4 separate regions of the Homo sapiens genome follow, and regions 2, 3 and 4 are each linked to region 1. A link is a contact called in ENCODE Hi-C or POLR2A ChIA-PET data. All regions are on one chromosome and are shown on one strand. Each heading gives the region's core, a stretch centred on a gene start or an enhancer-like site at or near the end of the contact. The rest is flanking DNA. Distances are from core to core; before and after follow the strand shown. Region 1 has its middle 170 kb from the start of TANK-AS1. Region 2 overlaps RBMS1 (RNA binding motif single stranded interacting protein 1). Region 3 overlaps RBMS1 (RNA binding motif single stranded interacting protein 1). Region 4 has its middle 9.2 kb from the start of ITGB6.

Evidence for each region. Hi-C counts contacts between places; a loop is a spot of excess contacts on that map. ChIA-PET counts read pairs that join two places held with the same protein, here RNA polymerase II (POLR2A). Pooled maps may share reads with other maps.
Region 2: a loop to region 1 is called in a map of B cell, with 17 times the contacts of the local background. The contact joins two enhancer-like sites. A Hi-C loop is called at or near these places in 9 of 168 maps with a recorded cell type or tissue (B cell, CD4-positive, alpha-beta T cell, CD4-positive, alpha-beta memory T cell and 3 more), 23 of 37 single-sample maps with no recorded cell type and 16 of 50 pooled maps. POLR2A ChIA-PET finds 5 or more read pairs at or near these places in 3 of 52 experiments (A549, CD4-positive, alpha-beta T cell and naive thymus-derived CD4-positive, alpha-beta T cell).
Region 3: a map of naive thymus-derived CD4-positive, alpha-beta T cell shows a loop between it and region 1 (6-fold over the local background). The contact joins two enhancer-like sites. A Hi-C loop is called at or near these places in 3 of 168 maps with a recorded cell type or tissue (Calu3, Right ventricle myocardium superior and naive thymus-derived CD4-positive, alpha-beta T cell) and 7 of 50 pooled maps. POLR2A ChIA-PET finds 5 or more read pairs at or near these places in 2 of 52 experiments (A673 and naive thymus-derived CD4-positive, alpha-beta T cell).
Region 4: a map of natural killer cell shows a loop between it and region 1 (15-fold over the local background). The contact joins two enhancer-like sites. A Hi-C loop is called at or near these places in 6 of 168 maps with a recorded cell type or tissue (CD4-positive, alpha-beta T cell, CD8-positive, alpha-beta T cell, MCF 10A and 3 more), 1 of 37 single-sample maps with no recorded cell type and 12 of 50 pooled maps.

The regions. Positions count from the first base shown.
Region 1 is chr2:160,990,189-160,995,833 of GRCh38, reverse strand. No RefSeq gene overlaps it. Among named protein-coding and RNA genes, the nearest start is that of TANK-AS1, 170 kb to the left of the region's middle. Within about 2 kb of position 2,138, at least 7 of the 41 ENCODE cell types and tissues checked have a DNase peak (open chromatin) inside an H3K27ac peak, as active enhancers do.
Region 2 is chr2:160,349,538-160,354,882 of GRCh38, reverse strand. The region is part of intron 2 of RBMS1 (RNA binding motif single stranded interacting protein 1); the gene reads left to right. Among named protein-coding and RNA genes, the nearest start is that of MIR4785, 56 kb to the left of the region's middle. Within about 2 kb of position 2,827, at least 5 of the 41 ENCODE cell types and tissues checked have a DNase peak (open chromatin) inside an H3K27ac peak, as active enhancers do.
Region 3 is chr2:160,292,829-160,298,581 of GRCh38, reverse strand. The region is part of intron 6 of RBMS1 (RNA binding motif single stranded interacting protein 1); the gene reads left to right. Among named protein-coding and RNA genes, the nearest start is that of LINC02478, 24 kb to the right of the region's middle. Within about 2 kb of position 4,006, at least 17 of the 41 ENCODE cell types and tissues checked have a DNase peak (open chromatin) inside an H3K27ac peak, as active enhancers do.
Region 4 is chr2:160,206,814-160,212,086 of GRCh38, reverse strand. No RefSeq gene overlaps it. Among named protein-coding and RNA genes, the nearest start is that of ITGB6, 9.2 kb to the right of the region's middle. RefSeq lists enhancers at 1,519-1,568, 2,219-2,288, 2,429-2,518. Within about 2 kb of position 3,871, at least 29 of the 41 ENCODE cell types and tissues checked have a DNase peak (open chromatin) inside an H3K27ac peak, as active enhancers do.

The DNA of each region.
Region 1 (5,645 bases), core at 889-3,388:
ACCCAGCTAATTTTTTTTTTTTTTGTATTTTTAGTACAGACAGGGTTTTACCATGTTAGCCAGGATGGTCTCGATCTCCTGACCTCGTTATCTGCCTGCCTCAGCCTCCCAAAGTGCTGGGATTATAGGCAAAAATTCCTTTCTTTATATCTTTCTAAACTTTTTTTCTATTTTAAGAATATTTTATTTTTTACTTTTTAAACTTTTGTGTTAAAAACTAAGACATAAACACACATTAGTCTAGGGCTATACAAGGTCAGGATCATCAATATCACTGTCTTCCACCTCCATATCTTGGCCCATTGGAAGGTCTTCAGGGGCAATAACAAGCATCTCCTATGATAAAATGCCTTTTTCTGGAATCCCTCCTGAAAGGACTAGAAGGTTATTTTACAGTTAACTTGTTTTATGAGTAGAAGGAGAACACTCTATTATATTGATAAATGGTGACTCACACCGGTAATCCCAGCATTTTGGGAAACAGAGGAGAGAGGATCCCTTGAGCCCAGAAGTTCAAGACCAGCCTGGGCAACATAGCAAGACTTGTCTCTACACACACAAAAAAAGCCAGTCATGGTGGTGTGCCTGTAGTCTTAGCTACTTGGGAGGCTGAGGCAGGTGTATAGTTTGAGCCTAGGATTTCGAGGTTGCAGTGAGCTATGATTATGCCACTGCGCTCCAGCCTAGGTGACAAAGCAAGACCCTGTCTCTAATAAAAATAATAAAAATTTTAAAAAGTTAAAAAATAATGATAGAGTATAGTATATCAAATACATAAACCAATGATATAGTTGTATCAAGTATCATGTTTGTATAATTATATGTGCACTTTTATATGACTGGCGGCAAAGTAGGTTTGTTTACACCAGCACCACCACAAATACGTGAATAGTGCATTGTGCTATGAAGTTATGATGGCTACAATGCCACTAGATGATAGGAATTTTTCAGCTCCATTGTAATTGTATGAGACCATCTTTGTATTAAATATATGTGATCCGTCGTTGACTGAAACGTCACTATGCAGCATATGACTGTATTTTGAAAACAGAGATATATTGAGTTATCGCAGAAAACTTTAATAACACTGAAATGTATAGAAAATAGGCTGGGGATTAAATTACACTATTATTTTACATCCTCTGCAACGGAGGATGTTTCTCCTTTGTGTCAAGAAACCTCTGCGGTATTTGCAGCAGTAAATTTGTAGGTTGACTGTGTAGCTGAAAATTGTCACTAGGGGGCAGCCTATCACTGAAATGTGGATGATACTTCCTGCGTCATCTGATTTCAATGAGAAACTGGCCCAGGGAGTCACACGTTCTCGGCACAGCTTCTAAAGGAAAATTGATGCATCTATAAAATGTTGAATCAGCACAGTCACTCGGTGGTGAGTAAAGGAAGGAAAAAGTCTTGCATAATATTAAAAGCCCAGCATAAATCAATGGTTAGACATACAAATGTTGTGTGCTTTGATCACAAAACCTTTATGTGTGTGTGCTGAGCAGGAGAATATGGGCTACTGTCTTTTAAAACAGAGTCATAGTTTAACTTTTGTTATACACACACACACATACACACACACACTCTCTCTCTCTGTCTTGCTCACTCTCTTTCTCTTTCTCGCTCGCTCGCTCTCTCTCTTTCTCTCTGAATTAAAAGCCACCGTGCAGGTAAACATTTTACAATTGGGAAGGAAATTGAAACAAGTAGAAATTGATTAATTCCTTTAGCTCTTAAACCCTAGGTTTAAGCTGAGCGGAACGATGTGGTCTGGCAATTCCTCCCCTGCTTGGTGACTTTTGCTTGACCCTATATTTTCATCTATTGTTTTTCCTCTTTGCTACTCTTTCTCTTGCATTTTATATTCCTCAAGTGATCTCACCTAACAAAATCAACAGCCCCAGCTCTGAGGAGAGTCGTCGCTGTGTTTTCTTAACCGGGCTCTGAATGGTCTCAGAACATTACACAGAGGCAATATTTGAAATGTGATCCTGCCCAGTTCTCCTTTGAGCAGCAGAGCTGTCGGGTGCTATCGTATCTATGATCATTAAAGGCCTCTGAGAGCCCTAACGTCCCTGAGCGACTGGTGTGACCTTGTGTAGTCTGGGAACTGGAACAGAGCTAAGGTTGGCCTGACACACTGTCACCCAGGGCATGTGTGCAGCATAAGGTGGCCATGGAGATGCATGTAGAAACTTAGGAGCCATGCCCAAAAGCCCTTGATGCAAATGGAGCTTCAAAATGAAGAAAGATATAACTAATGCTAAATGACGAGTTAATGGGTGCAGCACACCAGCATGGCACATGTATACATGTGTAACTAACCTGCACATTGTACGCATGTACCCTAAAACTTAAAGTATAATAATAAAAAAATGAAGAAAGAAATCTATTAGACTGGAGGTAGGAATCCCCAGAAACTTAGGCCTACAGAATTAGCAGTCCAGTAAGGTAGAGGCTAGAACTTGCGGCAGTAGTAGGCATGGCTGGGTGTGGACTCTCTAACCAGACTAGGGTTTGAATCCTAGCTCTGTCTCCTGCTACCTGGATGACATTGGATAAGTTACTTAACGTCTCTGTGCTTTAGGTTTCTCCTCTGTAAAATGAGTGCTTGAAATACTGCCTGGCACATAATGCATTCAATGAAGGTTAGCTGTTATTATTAATGATACAGAGATGAGAGAAGGAAACTTAATGGAAATCTTAGTTTCCTCATCTGTGAAATGGGAGTAATAGTAGAATCCACTTTATAGATTATAGAAATATGGGAAGAATTATAGAGGTATCATAAGAATTATGGAGATGTTGGCCAGGCACAGTGGCTCATGCCTGTAATCCCAGCACTTTGGGAGGCCAAGGCGGGTGGATCACCTGAGGTCAGGAGTTCAAGACAAGCCTATAGAGAAACCCCATCTCTACTAAAAATACAAAAATTTGCTGGGCGTGGTGGTGCGCACCTGTAATCCCAGCTACTCGGGAGGCTGAGGCAGGAGAATCACTTGAACCCGGGAGGCAGATGTTGCAGTGAGCTGAGATTGCGCCATTACACTCCAGCCTGGGTGACAAGAGTGAAACTCCATCTAAAAAAAAAAAAAGAAAAGAATTATAGAGATGTTAATAAGAATTACTTGAGCTGTTATATAGGAAGTACTTGGACTAGTACCTGCCTATGGTAAGTGCTCAGTAAATGTTAACTATTATTGTTATTGTTATTAGAAACCTGAATGGAGATAATGCTACTTTCCACTGTAAAGGACTAAAAAGAGTTGTGAGGAATGAATGTTTTCAGTGCCTCATAAACACCCAGGATGCTCCATAAATGTCTATTTGTTTAATTACTTAGCTTGAGAATTCTGTTGCTGAGGTTGCTTAGTATCCATGAAACCTAATTTCAGCAACGGGAGCCTAGAGTTTAATAGCATTAGTCCCACAAAGCAGTGGGTCAACTGTTCTATGTCCTGAAACCTCTTGGATAATCTGAAGATATCTATGGATTCTTACCCCAGAGAAAACATACACCTGTTCACCATTTTGCATACACATTCAGGAGTCTTTAAGCACATCTTGAAGCCCATCCAGGGATTCTGTAGAAATCCATGGGTCCAGAGCTCAGAATTAAGAATTTCTATAATAGAAGAATGTAACTAAAAGAATTTTTTTTTTTTTTCTGAGGCAAGGTCTTACTCTGTCACCCAAGCTGGAGGGTGGTGGCATGATCTTGGCTTACTGCAACCTCTGCCTTCTGGGCTCAAGTGATCCTCCCACCTCAGCCTCCAGAGTAGCTGGGACTACAGGTGCACACCACCACATCTGGTTATTTTTGTGCTTTTATTTATAGTACAGACAGGATTTCACCATGTTGGCCAGGTTTGTCTTGAACTCCTGGCGTCAAGTGATCTGCCTACCTTGGCCTCCCAAAGTGGTGGGATTACAGGCGTGAGCCACTGCACCTGGCTGAAGGGATGATTCTTTACAGATTTTGTTATCAAGAATAGGGTTAGGAGGATGCCCCAAAGTCAGCAAAGCCCTTAAACCAGTGGTTCTCAAACTACTGGTGGTGGAAATTCAATAATAACCTGAGATACTCATTAAAATTAAGATCCTTGGGCTGTTTCACCAGATATTTTAGGTCAGTAGGTCTTCAGAATGTCATAGCCCAGAAAATCAAATTTTAGCATGCATCCTATTAATTTTTATGTAGGAGGCCCTTGAAGCACGCTTTGAAAACTGTTACCTTAGCTTTGGAAAAACTTAAATCAGGTCTTATAGCCATTGGGTTCTTAGTAACATAGAATTACAAAAGAAAAATTGACAGAAGTCACGTCCCTCTTAAAGCTCAGTATACCATTCATCTAAACAAAGTACCCAACAAACATGAAGAAGAGGAGTAAAACTGCAGCTCTCTGGAAGGGCCTGGTAGGACTGGGGAATAATTTTCTCAATGATAATTTTTCCTGAGAGACATAAGTTATACTACCAAAAAATTAGATGACAGGAGGCATTTTGATCTCAATCTCAATCATATTACAAACATAGTTGTCTACCTTCACTCCAAAGGAGTCAACATGTACTGTGTTATTTCGTATTTGGGGGCATGTACTCATTTATTCCCCCAGCCCCTATCAGCTAGTTATGATTGCTTTTCTCAGCCAGATGGCAAACTTGAGGGCAGGAACTATATTTGGTTATTTATTTCTATTCTTGGTGTAGGGCTTAGTAGATGTTGTTTCATGGACTCAATAAGTATTTAATTAACTTAAAATATAGGATGGAGAAAGGCAATAATATGAACCCTGTGGTTGTAAATCAACATGCTTCTAGCCTCGGCAATGTTGAAGGGCTTTTTGGTAAAGCGAACAACTTGAACTCATTTTGATTACATCCTTTATCAGAGATTTCCTCTCCCAGACACACAATGTGGAGGATGAAATAAACCACTTGAGGCTTCATTCTCATTTGGCCATTCTACATAGTGTTGGGAAACATTCTCCTTACACGGACATGGCTTTTGTGGGCTCACTTTCTCTGGAGTTCTCCTGACTTCTTAAATGTTCCCAAGGTCAGGGTGGTGCTGCTGCTTTCCCTCTTGTTACACAAATGACATCGTGAATGGTGAACTCCAGATAGATCAAGGGCTAAGGAAATAGTGTCTTCTGACCGTCTGAAGCAGGTGTGGGACAGTGGCCTCCAGGGTTGCTACAGAAACCCAGACAGTGCCTGCTGACTCAAAACCATCAGCCTCCAGAAAAATGAGGTTTTCAGGGGATCAGAGTTATGAACAGCTATTTACCTCAATAAACCAGAGTATGTGGCTCTGAAAACAATGGATATTGTAGATGTCATTTATATCTAAACGGTTATTTTAATACAAGAAGGCCATTTGTAAATGATTCTCACGCATGTAGTACTGGGCCATGTTTGCAATTCCCATCAGCCTCATTACTTCTGAGCTTCAAATTAAATTATTTGCTCCTACCTGAATGCAGTTGCCTAAGGGCTTTTTAAAAAAAATCTTTCTATTCTTGGTGGCTATTTTTTAAATGGGCTTTAAAAAGTCTGGAGTCTTAGGAATGTTGCATAGAAATGTAGGCAAACTGAAAGGCAGAGTAACATAAGGCAGTGTTTTAGGCAAATATATGGTA
Region 2 (5,345 bases), core at 1,578-4,077, 640 kb after region 1:
GCACATGGACTTTCTCTCCTCTTGCCTGTCTATGCGCTTACTAACTTGGCCATGCCAGACTTAACGCTTGTCTAAATTGCTTAAGGGGCCAGGACCACTTGTCTCCCTCATTTTTTCTTTGTGCCATAGCATCTTCTTGCCTCTGTTAAGTGTCACATGTTAATAAAGGAATCTGCATGGGAGATCAGCATGTGTTTGAGTATCAGCATTTGCATGTACAGCTTTAGATTTCCAGATTTACAAAGGACACTTTCCTGCAGCATAAGGACTAGTTCTTTAAAGATGAAACAAAGAGACATTCATTTGTGGTCCTCGAAACAAATTGGGCCTGCTAGCCCATTTGGACAGGAGCACTGATGCTTTCCAAGTGGGCTTCCAAAGTGTTTCATCTTCACCTTCAAAGCCAGGCCATAAATTGTGGAATTGTTTTCACTGTCCCTTAATATGAGGCATAGCTTTTGCTCCAATGCTTAACCTATTTCAATGCCCCTGTGTAGCTGGCTAGATAATATTTTGTTTCTTAGATTTTCCTCCACCACCCCTATTCATTACCCTTAGTTTAAGTTTGACAGCATGCAATTACCTTTTAAAAGCCATACTTATTTAATTTTGGCTCTGATTTTTGAGGCACAAGAATTTGAGCATTTATTTAATTAAAAAGTTTATTGAACTTTTTTCATCTCTAGTCTGAATTACAGAACTTTACATCTCTTCTAGTCAAGTGGCTGTTAACGAGGAACACGCACCAGAATCAAAATTTACATGTCAGGTCCTTCTATAGATTCAGGAGTCAGAAGACAGAGAGATACTTAATGGAGAAACAGCATAACAGGCACTTATACTAAAGAGCACAGGCTCAGAGCTTTCCACCTGGCCCCGCCTCTTGTTTGAGCAAATTTCTCAACCTCTCTGTGCCCCAGTTTCCTTACCTATAAAGTCGGGATAATCATAATATCTGCAACGTAGGGTTCTTGTAGGGACTAAGTGGGTTAATGTCAAGTGCTCTGAACACTTTTGGCATGTATTAATGTTACTGCTACTGGGAAGCTTTTTTAAAGCTTCTAATGGTCAATCCCAGTTGAGAGCTTGATTTCGTCTTTTTATGTTATAACTGAAAAAGCTGAGGCTCAGGGAAGGTTAAATGACCTTTTTGGAGTCACAAAACTAGGAAGGGGCAGGCTTGGGAAAAGAGTCCATATCTCCTGAAATATCCACTCTTCTTGATTTGCCACTTTACTTTTCACAAGTGAATGTTACACTTAACTCTGCTCTTTATCATGAGGATGAAATATCTGTACTTCAGTTTCTTGCCAAAGAACTTAACTTTGTCCTCTCCACTGGGCAGGTCTTGACACAAGCTCTTCGAAGAAATAAGATTTATGAAGAATTGTATGAAGGATTTGGAGTTTCTTTGTTCATCACAGAGCTTCCCAACTTGGCAGACAGAGGAAAGGATAATATTTGTATTATGTTATATTGGCATTGAATTAGATTATGTTGGATTGCCACCTATGGATGAGGCTGGTCATTGCTGGAGGTGACAGGCCCCACCCAGTCTCCAAGGGTTGACAGAATCAGCATCTCCTGACATGTTTAAGAGAACTAGTCCAGCAAGTGTAGTTTTAAAAAAATGTTCAACAAAACTATATACAAAAATATTTATAAGTGGTATTTTTAATTATATGCTTTATAAGTACAAATTTACATTTATAAACTTATCAGGGAGAACAGTGAGACAGTTTTGATAAACTCAAAAATGTGGATAACAGTTGCAGAACAGTATCAGTAACATACCTAATTTATTTCTGTATTTTGTTTTGGTTGTATGACATTTGGAAAATCCTTATGCAGCTGCAAAAGGTTTTAATTTTTAACAAGCTCATTTTGTCTTGATATCCCCTTGAATTAATCTTAATAGAAACTGGAAATAATTTTTTTGCCTCAACATTGAATTCATAATAATACAGCTATTCACGTGCCTCATAATAGATATAAAAGTCAGACCAGAAGCACCCAAAACTTAGCATCAGTACCAGTCAATGATGTCACTTTATCATGATGCAACGCGGTAGGCACTTTAGTATTATACAGCTGTCTATTAGATCATGGTGAGGGTGTGTGCCAACTAGTTGTACCTGCTCTTGGCCTGGCATTTGTTTGAGCATGATGGATGTGTAGGTCATTTGTACAGTTTTATATGAACGGACATGTGCAGACTTGAATTTCCAAAAGAATACCAACGCAGAGTTACAACTTTCCTAATCGGTGACTCACTTATACAAAGAGATAGCAGGAGATACATTTGTCTAGTGTCAGCACTTGAAGCAACTTAATGTAGATGTGGTCATCAGTAAGTTAACATTTGTTGTGCTATATATTTGCCTGCATTTCCTATTATTTGTTTTTGTACTTAAAGGCTAAGAAGTCTTTAAATACAAAATATTCATATGGAAAATTGATGGAACCCCTAAAGTACTTCTTCAGAGCCTAATTTGGTAGCCACTGTTCCAAGGAATGTGCCATTTATCCCTGGATGCAGCAATATTATCAGAAAGCCTTGTGCATTAACCACATAGCTATTTGCCCTTGTAGAATTCCAGTACTTGGGCCCCAGGTGATCCCTTGACCGTGCATTGCACATAGAGTATGGCTTTTAGGAGGAACCACAGGAAGACGCTCCTTCCGGCATTAGAGCTGGGAAAAACAGAACTTCTCTTAAGCCCAGGACCTGGTTTTACTCTAATGAATACTCAATTTCGTAATGTTGTATTTCCCTATGTTCACTACTAAGAAGTTATGAGTCAGCTTTGCATCCAACATTAGCAGCTCTGCAGGATCTCACTTTCAGGTTCATGTGTCTGTGGAAAAACTACTCCTGGGTTGATTTTTTCTTCACTTACCTTGAACTTTATATCTATTTTTGTCTTGTGGTGTTGCATATATTTTTGCCAGCAGCCTCAAACTTTTTGGGGAAAGAGGTAGAAGCAAATGTTTCTCATGCTCTCTGTTTGACTACCCTTAAAATCACAGAAGGAACATTGCTTAGTCACCTTCTTTTTTCAGTTTGTATAGCAATCGTTATTTTTATTATCAAAGTGGCTCACTTGGGAATGCTGATATTTTGGATATCTAATGCATTTCCATTGGAAAGGAGAATCTGGTCCCTTCTCTTAATGGCCCTGCAAAGAAATTAGTGGATGCACAACAGTTTCCTGGACTGTCAGTAAACATTAAAGTCAGCAAATACTCAAAATCATGATTTCTAGCAACTTTTAGCTTGATTGACATCTTTGTTGAAAGTTTTTTAAAATGTGATTTTTCTTATACCCATTCTTGGTAGGAATTTACTTTGGCATTGAATTAATTGCCCCGCCTTTAATTATTTGAAGACAGGAAACATTCAGCAACTTGCCTGGATATGTGTTTCATATGCAGAGGTTTGTATTACCTGTATTTTGCCTGCTTAATAAATCACAATTTAAAAGTATTGGTTCTGACTTTTAAACCTCCTGTGAGGTATGCATCTGCTTCATTCTCTCTTTTTTTTTTATTATTTATTATACTTTAAGTTCTAGGGTACATGTACACAATGTGCAGGTTTGTTACATATGTATATATGTGCCATGTTTGTGTGCTGCACCCATTAACTTGTCATTTACATTAGGTATATCTCCTAATGCTATTCCCTCCCCCCTCCCCCTACCCCACGACAGGCCCCGGTGTGTGGTGTTCCCCTTCCTGTGTCCAAGTGTTCTCATTGTTCAGTTCCCACCTATGAGTGAGAACATGCGGTGTTTGGTTTTTTGTCCTTGAGATAGTTTGCTGAGCATGATGGTTTCCAGCTTCATCCATGTCCCTACAAAGGACATGAACTTATCCTTTTTTATGGCGAATAGGAACACTTTTACACTGTTGGTGGGACTGTAAACTAGTTCAACCATTGTGGAAGACAGTGTGGCGATTCCTCAAGGATCTAGAAATAGAAATACCATTTGACCCAGCCATCCCATTACTGGGTATATACCCAAAGGATTCTAAATCATGCTGCTATAAAGACACATGCACACGTTTGTTTATTGCAGCACTATTCACAATAGCAAAGACTTGGAACCAACCCAAATGTCCAACAATGATAGACTGGATTAAGAAAATGTGGCACATATACACCATGGAATACTATGCAGCCGTCTGCTTCATTCTCTACCTGAGTTCCTGATAAACCTCTTGATAAATTCCCAGCCTTGAGCATGAAGGAACATTCTTCTGGAAGCAGTTCATCATGCCATTGTTGTTCATTCCTTTCTTTTCCTCCTCTCCCCTGCTTTCCTTTCAATGTCTGCCTAACAGTACCAGCGTTTCCTTGGCTTGTGTAGACAGTAATGATATATCTGTTGTGAGTCTTTCTGGATTGCTTTTATTTCTTTACAGGGCTGTTCATTTGTACCTCATTGTTATTACACAGATGTAATGGTTTTTCTGACCTCTGATACTGCTAGACCAAGATGTACTCCATGGGTCCCACCACTGACAAATGTCCAGGGCAGAAGAATTTTAATACCACATTGAGGAGAAATGAGGAGATGCTTCCTAAATGATCTTGGATGGGAGCAGATTAGGCAGTCTTCCATTCTCCACTTGTAATGCTGTTAGTGTTTAAAACTTCCATCAGCAGGGTCCTCGGAGTGCTGCTGCCACACTGACACGGTTGCCAGGCTGTCTTACGATGGCTACAAGACCTTATATTTTCTGCCTCCTCTCCCCATAACTTCTCTGACTTTATCTCCCCTTACTGTCCTCCATCACTTCACTTCAGCCATAGTGGACTCCTTGGTGTTTCTTAAGTGCACCAGGCCTTCCACGTGCCTTACACCAGGTTTTCCTCCTCTGCCTGCACTGCTCCTCCCCTGGATCCTTCTGACTTGTTCCTTCATATCCTTCAGGACCTTGCTCATGTCACCTTCTCCATCAGCTTACTTCAGCCACCCTTTAAAAAATTGTAATCTGCCTCCACTTCACCTGGGCATTCTCAATCTCAACCCCCCTCCACCCCCCCACCCCGCTTTGCTTGTGCTATTGTCATAATACCATCCCCTAACATATTGTATAATTTGCTTATTTTTGCTTATTATAAGCAAAATCAGTAAATATTTTTGAATGAAAGAATAAAATGCTGCTTTATATGGCACAAAGGAAGGCTGGGTATGAGCCCAAATCCCTAATTGCGGAGGCATTTTTATCTTGATAGCCAAACTCATGACCTATTCCTGGGGTACATATTTCTCTCCCTCCCTCCCTTCCTTTCTCTCTCTCTCTCTCTCTCTCTCTCTCTTTCTGTCTCTGAGATG
Region 3 (5,753 bases), core at 2,757-5,256, 700 kb after region 1:
TGTCTCCGTTTTCTTCCCATCTTGTGTTAATCCTTTCTCTTTTGTAAACTTATTTCTTCTATCTGCTTTTAATTGTTAGTGTTGCCTTGAATTCCATTTTTTGGCTCAGGATTCTGATAATTTCATCTACTCTCAAGGTTTTAACTACTACTTATATTCATAGTCATTGACTCTCATTCATCTCTCATCCTGGCTGTTCCCCAGAGTTTCAGACTGCCTGACCTCAGTTACCTTATATTCATCCTCTCCAGAACTACACTAGTCCCCCTTACCTCACTTCCCATCTAATTCTGCTCTTCCTCCTGTTTTCCTGCTCTCAGTTAGTGGAACCAGTATCTACCCAGACTCCCAAGCTAGAAACCCAGGACTGGACTCCCCTACCTCCCCTGTGCTTTGTATCTCACATACAAATAATCATTCAAGTCCCCAAATTTTTCTTTCTGATTATTTCTAGAATCTACCTTCTCCCTCCCTTTCTTCTGCCACTGCCTAGTTTAATTTCTGATCATCTCTCATCTGCACCATTGCATCAGCCCTATTTCTTCTTACCTCTCTAAGGTATTCTCCCTGACTGTAGCCAGAGAGACTTAGATAAAATATATACCTATGTGTCACTTTATTGTTAAAAATCGACCCCCTCTCAGTTAGAAGGAAAGATTGAGGATTCCTGGAATGGCATGGAAAGCCAAAGGTGACAGGAGCCCTTGCCTACTTCTGCAGTCCTGTCTCCCTCCATCCTCTGCCTTCCTGCTTATCCTCCTCCAACATTGAACTACAAATGGTATTCCCAACACAGCGTGCTGCATCATTTTTCTTGGCTTTCTCTCATGGTTTCCAATGACCCAGATCCCTTTGGTTCCCTTTAGCCTGGCTGTCTCTTCCTCAGCTTTCAAGACTGTGTTCAGGGCTTGCCTTCTCCCTGCAAGGACCTCCTCTGACCCAGTTGGGTTATGCTGTGTCTGCAGATCATCACCTTGAGGACACCTCCGTGTGTGCTGTGGCACTTAACATGTTTACATGTGTCAGTCCCACTAAACTAGAAGCTCCTTGAAAGTAGAAACTGTATCTTCAGCTTTTTATTTTCATGCCCACCACAACTTTTGAGCCATACTATGCAACAACAAATATTTGGTGGTTTTGAATAAATTTTACTACACTGTAACACCAGGCCAATACCATGTTCTTAACAAGCTACCATGTGGGGGGAAATTGAAATGTCTTCTGATCTGATTTGCAGCCAGCCACTAGCATGCCACCTGCCAGAAAGGAGAAAGTTTCAAAATTTAGAAACCACATCACCTTGCTTTGAGGGGGAGGTAATGAAATTGTTAAAATGGGGAAAAAGAAAAAAAGCCACATACACCCTCCTCCATCTTTCTCCCCTGTAATTTTAGTCATCTTATGTTTAGCTGGCATAATGCATCTGTAATTCTACTTCCCAATCTGTATCCCAGATCAGCAAGTCTTCTTTGAGCCTTAGGTCCATGTCAGCTAAAAGTCCTACTTTCCAGCTTCTGCCCAAGCATGCCCAAGGGTTAAAGTTGAGGTTTCACTTAGTGTTGGGTACAGGTCTGGAGAGGGAGCCTTTAACTGCTACCCTGGCCACCTGTTTGTTGGAGTGTCAAGTGGGTTCACCATATCAAGAAGATTTATCCCAAATACTCAGGCTGGGAGAGCAGACACTGGTGCTCATATCTGAATGGGGGAGGAGTCTCTAAAGTGAGCAACTGCCACAGAATCCACAAGAATTAGAACAGAGTGCCCCATTTGCCAAAACACAGATTTTTGCCACTTTTTCTATGCAAAAATATGTACACACTGAAGTTAATAGATTCAGTGAATTGAACCTTATTAAATAACATAAAAAAACAGGTCAGGCCCAATCTTGAAAGCAAGCACAGAGGCAATATAGAATATTTATCCCAGTTTTTCACATGAGACACAGCCAAGAAACATTGAGGTGTTTTGAAGTTAGATTCATTCCAGCCAGAAGTCATGGAAGAGAGCAGTTTCTCCAAGGCTGTGCACGTATAACTAGTGTTTAGTATTTATTCCGCCGTAGCTCCACTGTTTTATCTTTAGCTAGATGACTGATGTTTACCATTAGAAATTCACTTTAATTTTCTGTATTCAGTTGCTTTTCATTTCATAGAGAAACTAATTTGTATGTGCAGTTCCACAGGCTACACCTGATCTTGTAATACTAAAACCTGAGAGCACACTGCATCTGTGACTGTATCTGAAGTTGAACTGCTTACATACACAAATTTGGAGCATAAAATATAAAACCTGGAAGTAATTATTTCAAGAAACTCAATCTAGTGGAAGAGATTCCTTTTTTTGTTTTTTAAGTTAGTATTGTTTTCCCATCAACATCAGTAGAGTTGAAAAAAAATGGAAAGAGAAAATAATGTTTTTAACTTCTGCCCAAGTAAAGACAAAGGAGAAATTTTGTACGTGGGAGTCTTCTGTAAACCCTACCCTGTCAGCCTCCGGCATTGAGCACCTGTGCCCAGCTGGCGTTTTCTTGCTCCTACGGTGTCAGCCTTTGCACGAGCAGGGCCCCACACATTAGTCCCTTTGAAGGGACTATTCCACCTACTTGTGACCACCTATTCATCCACCTACTTGTGACCTCTTTGCTTTTTTAACTCATTCTTGTGTGCAACAAGGAAAGTTTGAGAAGGAAAAACATCTAGGACACTTTTGTTTTGATGGTGTATCAGTCTAAGATAAGATCTTCCCTGTTGAAGGAATGGTTTGCTAAATTAATAACAACAAAAGCTCTTCAGTTCCTTGAATACAGTAGATCTCAGGGTGTCACAGATCAAGGTTAGACAGTCTCTTTTTTTCTCTAAAGAACTTCGTGGTTTTGTCATTGGTGTTTTCTTTGAAGGGGGTTTGCAGACTATTGGTCACATCCATTCAAGGGAAATAAAAGCCCTAGATTTCCAAACCACATGTAAATGATCGTAGGATCCTCTTCACCTTCACAGCTAGTAAAGAGTAATTTCTTCCAAGCTGTGCCAAGTTACAAATGGAGCACAAGAAACAGATTAGTTCCTTTTACATTGAGAGCGTTACTGCAGGGGTACAGTTTTTCAGTCAAGCTGTTCACTTTGTTCTGAATTAGCACTTAATTTTGTGCCATTTTGAATGTGTAATGATCTTTTGAGTGTGTAAGTCTTGGTTGACAATTAGATTGCATGTTCTTTGGGGGCAGGAGCTATGTTTTCTTTTTAATTTTGTGCTAGACTCAGGGAACTTGTGCATCACCCTACCACCAGAAGTTACCAACAGGTTTCTAAGAGCATTTTTCATGCAGAGCTCTTCCCAAGAATTATTGCTAATTTGAGGGCCTTTTTGGATACCACCTTTTTGCACAGGAGGTTAAATTGCCTTTAGGCATGAATGTTAAATGTATAATGCCAGACTTGGAAGCACACTGGCACAGTGAATTCAGCTTTTTCCAAAACAAGTCCCCAGTAGACTTGAAAACCCACAAAGAATGTGAAAGAGTTTTCAACTTCTCTAGACTTCTTTTTTCTTTTTTTTTTTTTTCTTGTATACATGGTGACTTCAGAATTCTTTTGAGTACCAGTTTGTGTATTAGATACTGTTCTTTCTTTATATCCCCTGAATGGTTACTCCATAGCATCAGTTTCTCTGTGGAGGGCATATGATTATTATCAGAAGAACCAGATAAAAAACAAAAATATTGTCAGGCAGGGGTCAGTTGAATGAGCCTCCACTTGAATGTTTGCATAATGTAGTCTCATTGATAGGTAGACATAACATTTCATAAATACAGTCAGAAGACGGTTTATTTAATGATGCAAGTTGTTTAGCTGGCGTAAGCAGAATTATCTGGGATGATTCCTGTCAGAATACTTGGATTCTTGCATGGCTGGCAGTTTGCCCATGACATTGGAGCCAAGTACAGAAAAGAAACCCACGTTAGACACAATTCCCGAAAGATACTTTCTCAAAATGAACAAACTGAACAATGAACTCATCCTAGCTGTGACACTCTTAAGGAAGTCTCTAGATGACTAAGCAGGAGGAAGTCAGCTATGCACATGAGCTGTCACTTCTACACTGCCTGCCCTCCTGCCACCATATTCTTTCCATACCCGAGTGGCATGGCTGGGTCCCTCATGCCAGCCATGTTCCACTCTGGCCTGGGGCATGGCACATAATAAAGCACATGGTTACAGTTTTGTAAAAATCTAATGTACCACATCACAATTTCTAGTGCCGTCTGCTTTCTGAAATGCTCTTTTAAAATCTTGTGCTTTTGTGTCTGATGTCACTATATTTTAAAAGAGGCTTTATCTTTTCTTATAGCAGATGTTTCTTTAAATGTATATTATAGTTTGTTGGGGGAAAAAATAATTGCTTATGTGGCCTTTCCTTCTGTCTTTCCCCACCCAGTCCTGCATTTTTTCCTGAAATATTGGAGGTGGCTTGTTTGTATTAAGTCAGATTTACATGGAATGTCCCCAACCAGGGTAAAAGAACCCATGGCTTCTTCATGACACAGCTAGGTGAATTCCATCGAGTTTTTCCACAACCACTTAATACTTGCTTGATAAAAATTCCATTATGCAGAAATAGTATGGTGGCAGTTTTCTACACAATGAATGTTAGAAACAGAGATGGGAAGTTTTAGTTATCTAGAACCAGTGTCCAAATTAGGAGACATGCCTCAGGCAAAAACACTGAAACACATGATCATGATTCAGTGATTTGTCTAAAAATGCTCTTCTAGGACCTTCCTGGAAGAGAGTACAGTCTTTGAGAAGACTAATGCGTATGGCATGTGAGCTGGAACTATCCTAGAGCTGAGAACAGCTCTGGCGCCCTGACTCCCTGCACAAACACCTCTCCCCCTCGCCACCACCACCACCTCTCAAAGACAAAGGCTAACTGTGTGTTCAGTGCTGCAGGAGACAGTATGATTTCCCATCTCGCTTTCTGAACCTCTCCATGACATTAATGGAGTGTGAATAAGTCCCTGTGTGCTAAGGGCAGGGAATGCCTGTTAGATTCTCAGTGTTGCACTGTTATCATTCTGCCACATCGCTCACAGCTTCATCTTGTCACAGAGGAGCCTCAATGAAGTGCATATGTGTCTGCTGGCAGACTCCCTTCAAAGGCTTCAGCTTGTTTTACATCTGCTTTCTGTGTTACTCTGACTTTTCCAATTGGTTATGTGTCCAGTGGGGCTTGAAAACCGCTCTTGCCCACATTTCATAACTCTGTGTGTATAGTGATATTATGAGGGCATTGTCCTATGCCAGGTAGCAGAAAAGATAATGTTTAGAGGGAAAATTATGAATCTAGTAAAAGGCCTGGAGATTTTTCAAAGGTTTTTATTGCCCATTTTGTTCCCTTAATATTTCTCTTAAGCATTGTTACCCTGTAAAAACAGAAAATTTTGGTAGCTCTAGGACAAAAGAAATACTTGAAGACATGTGGAATGTCCCTGGTACCTTCAGGATGTGCAGTCATATCTCCCTCACCCGGTACATAAAACAGAACTGGATCTGAACTCACACAGCATCATGAGCTGTACCTTTCAAGGGCTATACTCTTAAGAAGAATTGTTGTCGTGACAGCAAAAGCGCTGGAACAGGCCTAGGTGGCCAGTGGGGCAAGGGCGGTCTTGCAGATCCAGAATTCAAATTCATTCCTACTGAGGAGGAGAAGACTAGTTTTTAAAAAGTGACAGGGGCCCACAACCTGAGATG
Region 4 (5,273 bases), core at 2,622-5,121, 790 kb after region 1:
AGTTTGGAAAAAATGCTGCACACTTTCTCACCTGAAGAGATGCTTCCTACCTTAGGAAGAGAATGCTGTTTCCTTAACGGAGCTACTCTTCTGGACCTTCTGCAAGTAAGATGGGTAGATGGACAGACAGGCAGATGACAGCTTGAGGACAGGCTATTGTACCAAAAAGAAAGAGACCAAGGGCAGATGCAAGCAGCAACTGGGATCCTCTGCCCAGAAGATACAGGAAAACAATAGATAGCCGTATTCGAAATTCATTTCGCAAAGAAAACCAGTCTACGTCATTCAGTAATAAAACTGTAGTATCTGGGCTATAGTCACTAGGTTAACTATACTAGGTTATAAGGCTGGGTCTGAGTCCAGAAATTTATAATGAGCCATCACTATTGCAAGTGTTTTATCTGAACTATTATCAAAATGGACCTCCTCTCTGGGCTTTCCTGGGAAAATGAATCGTCTCCTGGAAAACCCATCTTGAAAGATCTTTGAATTGCAGAATGCACAAAAAAGGCAGCAGTAAACACATGAATTCACACCCGCCTTTTCCTAAGAAATCTGACTACAATATTATCATAGGATAATGAAAATAGTTTTTTGTTTAATTGTTAAACAAAAGTAAACAATTTTCTTCCCTGTGGGGCTTCTTGAAGTGTTTAATAGGTTATAATGCACATTGTGAGTTTCTGATGGAAGATTTAATAGTCTATATTAAATAAACTGCAGGAGCATTTCATTATCAGGGCAAGGATTAACAGCTCACTTCAGATCACATTTTAGGAAGCTGTGCTCCTCCTCCAGCAACATTCATAAAAATAAATCCTTCTGTTGGTTAACGTTTAAATCCTGTCTTCCTAATCTTTGGTTGCCTAATAGGGCCTAAACAATTTCAAGACCAATCTATACCATGCCACAAATGTCCAATAATCAATCCACCAAGGTCTGGACTGAGACCAGGGCTGACAACTGCCTTTTCCATGCTGCTGAGCCTTACTCTATTGGTGTCCAAGATAACTTAATTTCATCAACGCATAGGGAATGTTTGCCCCTCCCCCAATATTTGCAACTAACAGCAATTGTCTTTTATCAAAAAACTTTCCTATTTGTGTTTTGATTGAAACTTTAAAACATCGAACTCCTTGATATAAAGAAAATGATTCATTTCCTTCCTTTAATAAATGTTGAAACTACTGTGAGCCTCTCGCTTCATCATGCCTCGGTTGTTACACCCTCAACCGCTAGGGGGTGCCAGGAAAGGGCCCTGGGCTCAGGAGCAGCAAAGTTCCAGCCAGAGTAGTCAGGACGCAACAGAGATTGCAGCCCAGGCAGGTGGTTTTCATACTTCCCCAAACAAGCCTCACACCTGACTGCTCACCGGAGCCGCTTTTTGTCTGGAAGTAATTATGCCCAACAATATATAGATTCGTTACGTCTGTTGTGGTGTAAAAATCTGACACACCGTCTTTAATTAGAGGCCAGCTGAATTTGCTTTAAAGGCTTTTCTTCTTTCTCCACTTCCAAGTCTTGAGACATCACCAGGTTAATGCCATTTTGATTAGCTTGTTAGAATAATTTATTGTTTAGCCTTTTTAACGATTAGGGTGTTCACCTCATACCCAATCCTTTACTCTATTTGATTCCCTGAAAACTTACTGACAGGATTCACTGAGTATGCATCTGAAACAATCAGAAAATTCCATAAAATGGCAGTTAAAAGTAATAAATCCTCCACGGACCCACCCAAGGATGTGCCTCAAACATGATCACTGGCTGAGGCAAGAGGATCACTTGAGATCTAGAGTTTTAGGCCAGCCTGGGCAACAAAGTAAGACCTCCATCTTTATAAAAAATTTTTTTAATTAGTTTGGCATGGTGGCATGTGCCCAGCTACTTAGGAGACTGAGGTGGGAGGATCGCTTGAGCCCCAAAGTTTAAGGCTGTAGTGAGGCTAGGATTATGCCACTGCACTCTAGCCCAGTGATAGAGTGAGGCCTTGTCTAAAAAAACAACAATAAAAAGATAATAATTACTGGCCACCATTTCTCCCAGCTTTTTAAAGGATTAGAACTTTCCCTATTGTTGCAGCTGAATAAATTGCATCTTTAAGGTCAAAAGAAGTTTGAAGTCCTTCCACTTTCCAAGGAGTTTTTAAAAGAAAATATACCCATCTCTTCTGCCTTCTTAAGAGGAGTATTTTTTTATTCTGTTAGGGGAGACTTTTGTTACTGAAACTAACCCCAATTAGTCTATCAGCACAGCTAGAGAGAACTAGAGGACCACAGGGATTTTCCAGGTTTTCTTTTGCAACCAAAAAGTCATGGGGAATTCCAGAACAGAAGATGCTGGCTAATCAGACCTCCACTGGACTGAAGGAATGTTAACACAGCATACAAACAGTCTCCATACAGCACTGGCCTGCATAGTTCAGACCTTTCTGGTTCTACCATGGAATGCTTTTTGCAGAGTTATGACTCCTCATGACCCTCCAAGTTGTTAGAGCAGATTAGAGCTCCCGATGACTCTGCTGATGAGCAGATGGTATTCTCTCTCTGAAACAGCTGGAGAACCCTGGTGGTGATGGTGGGGTTATTGATTCAGGGCCTCAATAACTGCTAGAGTCATCGTTGATCCCTTGATTTCTCTCCCTCCCTATGAGGAATCTGTTTGTAAATCATGTCTATCTTGGAAATATATCCAGAATCCAAACACTTCTCACTTCCTCCTTTACTCCCACCATAGACCAAGCTGTCATAATCTCTGCTGAAACAGCCTGCAATAAGGCCCCCCAGCTTCCATCCTTATCGTCTTATAGTCTGTGCATACTTGCCACCTTATAAGCTACATCATGTCCAACCAAAACTCCATAAAAGCTTCCCTTCTCACTCAGAATACAAATCTGGAGCCCTGACCATCGCCCCCCCGAACCCACCCCTCCTTCATGAGCTGCCCTCTTCCCTTTGCCTGTCTGGCTCATCTCCTCTGGACTCCTTGAGTTCACCTACTCACTCTGCTTCAGCCTCGCTCGCCACCTTGCTTGTCCACAAACCATCCCGTACCAGGACCTTGCACTTGCTCTTCCCACAGGCAGGACTGCTTGTCCTCCAGAGAGCCCTGCGATGCCCTCCCTCCTTTCCCCAAGGCTATGCCTAAACACCACCTGAGCAGAGAGGCTTTGCTGGCCACCCCACCTTGGCCACTCTCTGACCCCTTGCCATCCTTTATTTTTCTCAGCATTTGTTACCATCTGACATCTTTATTTGTTCGTGTGTTTCTTGTCTGTCTCTCCCACTGGAATGTAAGCTCCATGAGGCAGAGACCCTGTCGGTTTTAATCAACACTGTGCTCTCAGAACAGTGCCTGGTCCATTGTGGGGTCTCCACAGGCGGCTGCTGAAGCAATAAATGAGTAAATGAAAAAAGAAGGCTCAGCAGCTCTGCAAGCTGTGAATGAGTGAACCACTCGGCAATCAGTGTTTGTTCATGTGACGTCTTGCTATTTGTTTCACAGATAGGAAAAAGGGGCCTAACGAGTCTAGTTCTCAGAGTCAATTCAGAATAAATTCACATCCAATGGTATTTTTCTGGAAAATCTCGTCTTTGGATTTATTCCACAAACTAAAAGACAGAAAGAGTTCAATTCTTTTAGACTTCAATATAATTTCTGAACCCTGACTGCATGGGCCTCTGGAGCAGGCCTAACTCACAGGACAGGCTCCCTGTAGCTGGCAGTGTGACTGCCAGGCTCCAGAGTAGGGTGGGGTGTGGGTGGTAACTGTGAAGTGCCGGGGCTGCCTGTGGCTCAGAGGCCGGAGTTCATCCTGAGTCATCTCCCGACCACAGGAAATGCCCACAGTCGTGCTCTCCTGGACTCAATGCCAGGCCCTGGCTCCTGACCAGCAGGCTCAGCTTCCCCTGAAGGGCCAGGCAACATGTTTTGTTTCATTTTGTTTTTAAGTGATTTGTACTGACTTTAAAGCAGAGAAAGATGGTACAATCCAGGACCACATCTTTGTCTCATTTTTGGCAGCCAATGATCTACAGGATAAGCAACAAACAAACCCAAAAGGAAATCACTAGACACAGAGCTAGAGCTGGAACCAGAGCCCTGAGATAGACAGGCGAACATATTTTTCAAGTTCCTCGTGGAATTTCACTTCTTGTTGGCATCTTTTTGATGATTCTTTGTACATCTCTTATCTACCAGGAGGCGGTTTGCAGGGTGATTCTGAACTCAGGTGGGAGGGTAGCGATCTGTCTCCAGGGCCCTGTTTTCTGAGCAGTGAGGGAAAGTTGTGTAACTTTTCCATGCCTCAGTTTCCTTATCTGGTAAATGAAAATAGAATAGTCCCCATTTTATTGGGGCCTTGTGAGAACAAAATAGGGCTACCCTAATACAATATTGAATGATGCCGGGCACTTGGTAAGTTCTCACTAAAATGAGCAACAATAAACATGCATCCCAAGTGAAACCAAAGGAGGGTTTACAGGAAACTGAGAGAGCTTCAACCTAGGCTCCAGTGTGCACAGGTGCCTGGGAGTATCTGGGAGCTGCGGGTGGCTCCAGGTGGGATGGAAGCCAGATTACCATCGGGAAGCGTTTTTTAGAAAGCATTTCTGGTGAAGTGCCTGAGGTGATGTTAAGAAACAAAGAGACTGGAATTTTCAAGCTTTCAGTAATCTGTTGTCATGGGTTTTCCCCCCTGATTTGAAATAAATATACACTTTCACACATGATTTATTTCCAGTTTTGCATTTCTTTTTTTTTTTTTTGAGAGATCTCGCTCTGTTGCCCAGGCTGGAGTGCAGTGGTGCAATCTTGGCTCACTTCAACCTCTGCTCCTGGGTTCGAGTAGTTCTCCTGCCTCAGCCTCCCAAGTAGCTGGGACAATAGGCACGTGCCACCATGCCTGACTAATTTTTGTATTTTTTGTAGAGATGGGGATTCACCATGTTGGCCAGGCTAGTCTCGAATTCCTGACCTCAAATGATCCACCTGCCTTGGCCTCCCAAAGTGCTGGGATTACAGGTGTGAGCCACCACATCTGGCCTGCATTTCTTTTCTTAAAGAAGGCCTCCCAAAAGGTATAATCTTTAGGCCCCACAAAACCTGGACTCATCCCAAAATGGTGTAATGAAATCTTCGCCATATTACTGAAAGGTGGATATTATCCCTTTTTCATAGTCTCAAAAGTAAAGTGTTCAGAGATAAACACTCTCCCCACAGATAGACAGGAGGACCTGGCAGGACTGCAATTTTGAACCCAGGACTCCCTACGT